2 separate regions of the Homo sapiens genome follow, and region 1 is linked to region 2. Evidence: read pairs that join two places in POLR2A ChIA-PET (ENCODE). Cell type or tissue: OCI-LY7. All regions are shown on one strand. Links, peaks and the distances in the headings refer to the core of each region. The heading gives the core; the rest is flanking DNA. Region 1 overlaps GPCPD1 (glycerophosphocholine phosphodiesterase 1). Region 2 has its middle 58 kb from the start of SHLD1.

Evidence for each region. ChIA-PET counts read pairs that join two places held together with the same protein. Peaks named below come from ENCODE experiments on the same cell type or tissue, not always from the same donor. Only the 100,000 strongest peaks of a DNase experiment are listed, where the experiment ranks them.
Region 1: POLR2A ChIA-PET joins it to region 2 with 6 read pairs; 3 of 35 experiments call an interaction of 5 or more read pairs at or near these places.

What each region holds. Positions count from the first base shown.
Region 1 is chr20:5,556,084-5,558,999 of GRCh38, forward strand. It overlaps GPCPD1 (glycerophosphocholine phosphodiesterase 1), which reads right to left. Exons shown (of 20, transcript NM_019593.5): 18 at 2,601-2,736; 19 at 1,862-2,022. Among named protein-coding and RNA genes, the nearest start is that of LINC01729, 48 kb to the left of the region's middle. In OCI-LY7, for the core only: CTCF peaks have their summits at 1,218 (motif pointing right) and 1,424; a DNase peak (open chromatin) is centred at 1,238.
Region 2 is chr20:5,690,473-5,693,388 of GRCh38, forward strand. No RefSeq gene overlaps it. Among named protein-coding and RNA genes, the nearest start is that of SHLD1, 58 kb to the right of the region's middle. In OCI-LY7, for the core only: no CTCF peak of the experiment used is centred there; a DNase peak (open chromatin) is centred at 1,649; H3K4me3 peaks cover 999 bases; H3K27ac peaks cover 2,500 bases.

The sequences.
Region 1 (2,916 bases), core at 228-2,727, 130 kb before region 2:
GATTATGATTTGCTGAAGGTAGATTGTTAGCATTTCCTAGTAATAACGTATTTTAAAATTAAGATATATACTGTGTTTTCTCAGACACAACGCTACTGTACACTTGGTAAACTACAATGTAGTATAAACATAACTTTTTTTTTAGACAGAGTCTCACTCTGTCACCCAGACTGGAGTGCAGTGGCGCGATCTCGGCTCACTGCAACCTCTGCCTCCTGGGTTCAAGTGATTCTCCTGCCTCAGCCCCGAGCAGCTAGGATTACAGGCATGTGCCACCACACCCGGCTAATTTTTGTATTTTTAGTAGAGACAGGGTTTCACCATGTTGGTCAGGCTGGTCTCAAACTCCTGATCTCATGATCTGCCCGCCTCAGCCTCCCAAGGTGCTGGGATTACAGGCGTGAGCCACTGCGCCCGGCCTAAACATAACATTTATATGCACTCGGAACCAAAAGATTTAGGACTTGCTTTGCTGTGGTGGTCTGGATCCCAGCCTTCACTATCGCTGAGGTACACCTGTATGAGCAAGTCTGCTAATCCCTCAGCAGAGTAAATGACATCCCTTCTAACCCCAAATATCTTTATACTAAAGAAACCTTTTTGACTCTCAGATTAGTGGCTGCCAAAGAAGCTGATGGAAAAAAAAATATTTGTTCAATAAATTATTTGACTCCCTACTGGATGCCCCACATTGTTCTAACCTCAATAGCAATGAACAAATCAGGCAAACAGCCTTGCCCTCCTCATGGAGCCTATATTCTCATTTGCATGTGTGCATTAGTGCCCAGGAGGATGGAGGAAAGGGGCTAGGGAGAAAAACAAGTAAAATGTAACACAGAATATGTGGTGTGTCAGATGATGATAAATGATATGGAGACAAGTCAGGGAGTGCACTGTGAATAGAAGTTGTTATTTGAAATCAGTTATTCAAGAAAGTCCTCACTGAGGTGACATTTAAATTGTTACGGAAGTCTTTCTCCAAAGAATGGGAAACAGCAGATGGGGGAATTTTGTGGAAGGTCAGAGAGGGAAAGAGGGTTGAAGGTGGTGGGGTGGCAGATTGGCTCATATAGGGCCCTCAGGCTTCAGCTTTTCCTTTAGGTGACACAGAAAACTGTGGGAGAGTTTTAAGTAGCAACATGATCAGACATAGGTCTTAAAAGCTTCCCTCTCACTACTGTACTAAGAATAAACAGCCTGACCGTTAAGGGTAGAGGCAGTCACCAGGGGGCAGGCTACCTCAACAATCCACACCAAAGATGAGCTGCTTTACTTGAGTGACAACAGTTAACTTGGTGAGTAGTCTGATTCAGGATATATTTTGAAGACAGAACAAAAAGATTTTCTATCTGACTGGATTTGGGGTATGAGATAAAGAACAGAGTCATGGAAGACTAAGAATATGGTCTGAATTGTCACTTATACTGAAATCAGGAAGACTGTAAGAGGAACAGGTGTCAGTACCTGGAAATAAAAGTCTACAGAGGTCTAGGGAAGGGTCTGAGTTGGAGATACGTAAGTGTGAGAACACAGAAAGTTATGAAAAGCCACAGAATTGGACAAGAGGAATGAAAAAGTTGGTATAGACAGAGAAGAGGTCTAAGGGCTGGCAGTCACCCTCACCCCCAGGGTGATTTAGTATATATATCTGAGTTAAGGCCCAGTCATTTGAATCCTTAACAAGCTTCCCAAGTGATTCTGCTATCCTTCAAACTTTGAAAACACCCACAGGCAAATGTCAAGATAACCTCAGGCTGAACTGCAGAATTTTAACTTAACTAAGTTTAATTTTATTTATAATTTCGTAAGATGAAATCTATACTTCTAAATTCCATGAAAATTTTTCATGAAAAACAAATACCTATCATAAATTAGACCATTAACTCCAAGTTCCTTCAATTTCCTTCTGTTTTCAGGATCATTGGTATCATCACCCCAGCAGAATATGACTAGTCCCTTAGCTTTTGCCTCTTGAATATAGGATGGGTTTCTGAGCAAGTCTTCAGTATGTACATTTATCCCCTAGAAGAAGAAAAATTAGTTGTGCATGAAAAAGAAACATTAACTGCAAAGCTAAATGCTCACACTCTAAATCAGTGCTCTCCAAAGTACAGCAGGCGGGAAAAGAAAATGGTAGATTTTTTTCTTCCAATTACTTTAACTTATTCTTTTTAATGGACACTTCATACATAAATATATTCACAATATATTAATATATACATAATGTATAAGCATACATATTGAATGTGCAGTCAAAAAATGTACTAATGGAATGCTCTACCAAAACAAGTTCACGTTCATCTGTAAAATGGGAATAATATTTTTAAAAGGCATACAGTCTGAACATTTTTAGATTATTCATAAAATCTATTCAGAAAGTTAAACTAAAAAATTTAACGTATGCCTATAACAAATTTTGTACTTAATGTAATTGTTTTTCATCCTGAGATCTAATATCCTCGTTTTTAAGTAGAGCCACTTGTTTGCTACAGTTTAGTCAAAACGTTAACATTAGATGGGTAAAGTAATATGAAATCTTTACTACTACTCCAAAATAGAAAACAGAACATTAAAAAGATAAAAATTCAAACATAACTTACCAGTAGATTTTCAAACTGTGCAAAGCTCATTGCAATGGGGGTTGTCCGAGATCTGAGGTCCATGAGTTCAGGATAAATCTCAGATTTTCCTTGAGTTAAAAATAGTATCGGATATTTGTTCTGCTTTTGCCGAACCCTGAAAAGAAACAATTTTAAAAATACCTTTCAATGGGGGGTAACTGTAATATTCCTTTTTGGAATTTTAGAAAACACTGAAAGTATAAAGAAAACAAACGAGGCCGGGCATGGTGGCTCACACCTGTAATCCCAACACTTTGGGAGGCCAAGGCGGGCAGAGCACTTGCGGTCATGAGTT
Region 2 (2,916 bases), core at 138-2,637:
AATTTAATCGCATGATCCCCTAAAACAGAATTTTCTCCAGCTGGAGTCAGACAGATGTGGCAGAAAGAAAAGTCAGGGAGGTTTTTAAGTGTGAGAAAGACTTGACCTGTGAAGGGGCCACATGGAAAGCATGAGAAATAATGCAGGAAGCTTCTTGGAGCAAAGACTGGCCCTCAGCTCACAACCAGCAAGGAAGGTGGGACGCCAGCCCTACGACCACAAGGAACTAAATTTGACCAACACCTGAAGGGGATCCATCCCCAGAGCTTGCAGTAGGGAACCCAGCCCTGTCACCACCTTGAGTGAGGCTTTCTGGGGCCCTGAGCAGATGACTCAGTTGAGCCAGAGTTTTTGAGAGTGGGGCTCTGACCTACAGAACTGTGAGACAATAAATGAAATTGCTTTAAGCCACTCCATTTGTAGTAATGCTATAGCAGCAATAGGAAACCTACACCCTGACATGTCAACTAACTACTGCAAGCCAATGTGAATACGACCTTCATGGAGTGTGTCCCAGGCCATGGGCAGAAGAGGGAATAGCCAGCTCTGCTAGGGAAAGTGAAGAAGGCTTCTCAGAGAAGGCATGCTTTGGGTCCTCTAGAGGTGGAGCCTGAGATGAGATTCCAGTGCAAGCAATGGTTTTGGGTGATGTTCCCAGGAATCAACAGTAAGGGAGTGACAGAGTGAGACAGAAAAAAGGAAAGAAGTCAGTAAAAGTGTGTGCGGTGGCTCATGCCCGTAATCCCAGCACTTTGGGAGGCTGAGGTGGGCAGATCATGAGGTCAGGAGTTTGAGACCAGCCTGGCCAACACGGCAAAACCTCATCTCTACTAAAAATACAAAAATTAGCCGGGCATGGTGGCGGGCGCCTGTAATCCCAGCTACTCCGGAGGCTGAGTCGGGAGAATGGCCTGAACCCGGAAAGGCAGAGGTTGCAGTGAGCCAAGATTGTGCCATTGCACTCCAGACTGGGCGACAAGAGCAAGACCCCCATCTCAAAAAAAAAAAAAAAAAAAGTGAATCAGGCTGGGCATGGTGGCTCACACCTGTCATCCCAGAACCAGAACTTTGGGAGGCCAAGGGGGACTGATAACTTGAGCTCAGGAATTAGAGACCAGCCTGGGCAACATGACAAAACCCCGTCTGTACAAAAAACACAAAAATTAGCTGGGAGCGGTGGTGCATGCCTGTAGTCCCAGCTACTTGGGAGGCTGAAGTAGGAGGATTGCTTGAGCCTGGGAAGTCAAGACTGTGGTGAGCCGGGATCACGCCACTGCACTCCAGCCTGGGTGACAGGGCCAGACCTTGTTTACAAAAAAAAAAAAAAAAAAACACCAAACTTATTAAGCAAGTTACCATTGTAGGCAGCTGGAGCTTTATCCTTCTCGGGGATGCTGGGAAACTGTAGATTTTGTCTGGGAGGGATGGAGGGACGGGGATTTATGCATCTGCTTCCATCAATATTGGTTGGGAGCCTCTTTTGGGGCCATTAATTCCCTAGTACTCAGCCCTTCGATGTATGTATGCAGAGCAGGCACCAACAGTTTCAGAAAACACTCAGGCAAAAGGTTGCAGGTGCTAGCACTTGGCAGTCTGATTGGTGTGCACTGAACCAGTGAGGCCAAGGGGCCAAGGGAAGGGGGAGCACCGGCAGCATTTGAAGGGAGTGAGGGTTTACCAGGCAGAGACCAGAGCAGGTGTTGCAGGCAGACGGAAATGGTTATGCACACAGAGGCCCAAAAACAAGCAAAAGAGTTCTGTGAAGTGGCTAGAGGATTTGAATCTGGAGTTGGACAAACAGGTTTGAATCCTGACTCTGACTCCTCACTGCTTATTCTCCTTAGGCAAGTCACTCCACTGCTCTGAGCATCAGCTATATGATGGGAATTATGGTAGGACCTGCCTCATTGTGCTGTCACAAGGATTAAATTATTTTATTTTATTTTATTTTATTTTATTTTATTTTATTTTATTTTATTTTATTTTTTGAGATAGAGTCTCGCTCTGTGGCCCAGGCTGGAGCGCAGTGGTGTGATCTCCACTCACTGCAACCTCTGCCTCCTGGGTTCAAGCGATTTTCCTGCCTTAGCCTCCCAAGTAACTGTGATTACAGGCGCGCGCCACCACCCTGCCTGGCTAAGTTTTGTATTTTTAGTAGAGATGGAGTTTCACCATGTTGGCCAGGCTACACTCGAACTCTTGACCTCAGGTGATCCACCCACCTTGGCCTCCCAAAGTGCTGGGATTACATGCATGAGCCACCATGCCCAGCCACAGGATTAAATTAGGTTATGCTTTAAAAGAGTATGGCACCTGGTCAGCCCTCAATAATGATAAGCAATACTTCTGTTGTTGTCCCACCAGTGGGTGAATGTTGGCTAGTTGGCTATGCCCACACAAAGAGTGCATGGAGACAAGGGGTCCAGTGGAGTAGTAGGCCAGAAAGGTGGGTAGCAGCTTCGAGGTACCCTGTGAGGTATTTTCAATTGTAGGCTCACCCAGACTGAACCAAGCACAGCTCACACTTGTAATCTCAGTGCTTTGGGAGGCCGAGGGAAGAACACTTGAGAGGCCAGGGGTTCAAGACCAGCCTGGGCAACAAGGAAAGACCCCATTTCTACAAAATAATAATAATTTAAAAAAAAATAGGCACAGTAGTGAGTGTCTGTAGTCCTAGCTACTCAAGAGGCTGAGGCAGGAGGATTGCTTGAGCCCAGGAGTTCGAGGCTGTAGGGAGCTATGATTGTACCACTGTACTCCAGCCTGGGTGACAGAGCAAGACTCCATTAAAAAAAAAGTGAGAGGCCGGGCACGGTGACTCCTGCCTGTAATCCAGCTTGACCAACATGGAGAAACCCTGTCTCTAGTAAAAATACAAAATTAGCCAGGCATAGTGACACATGCCTGTAATCCCAG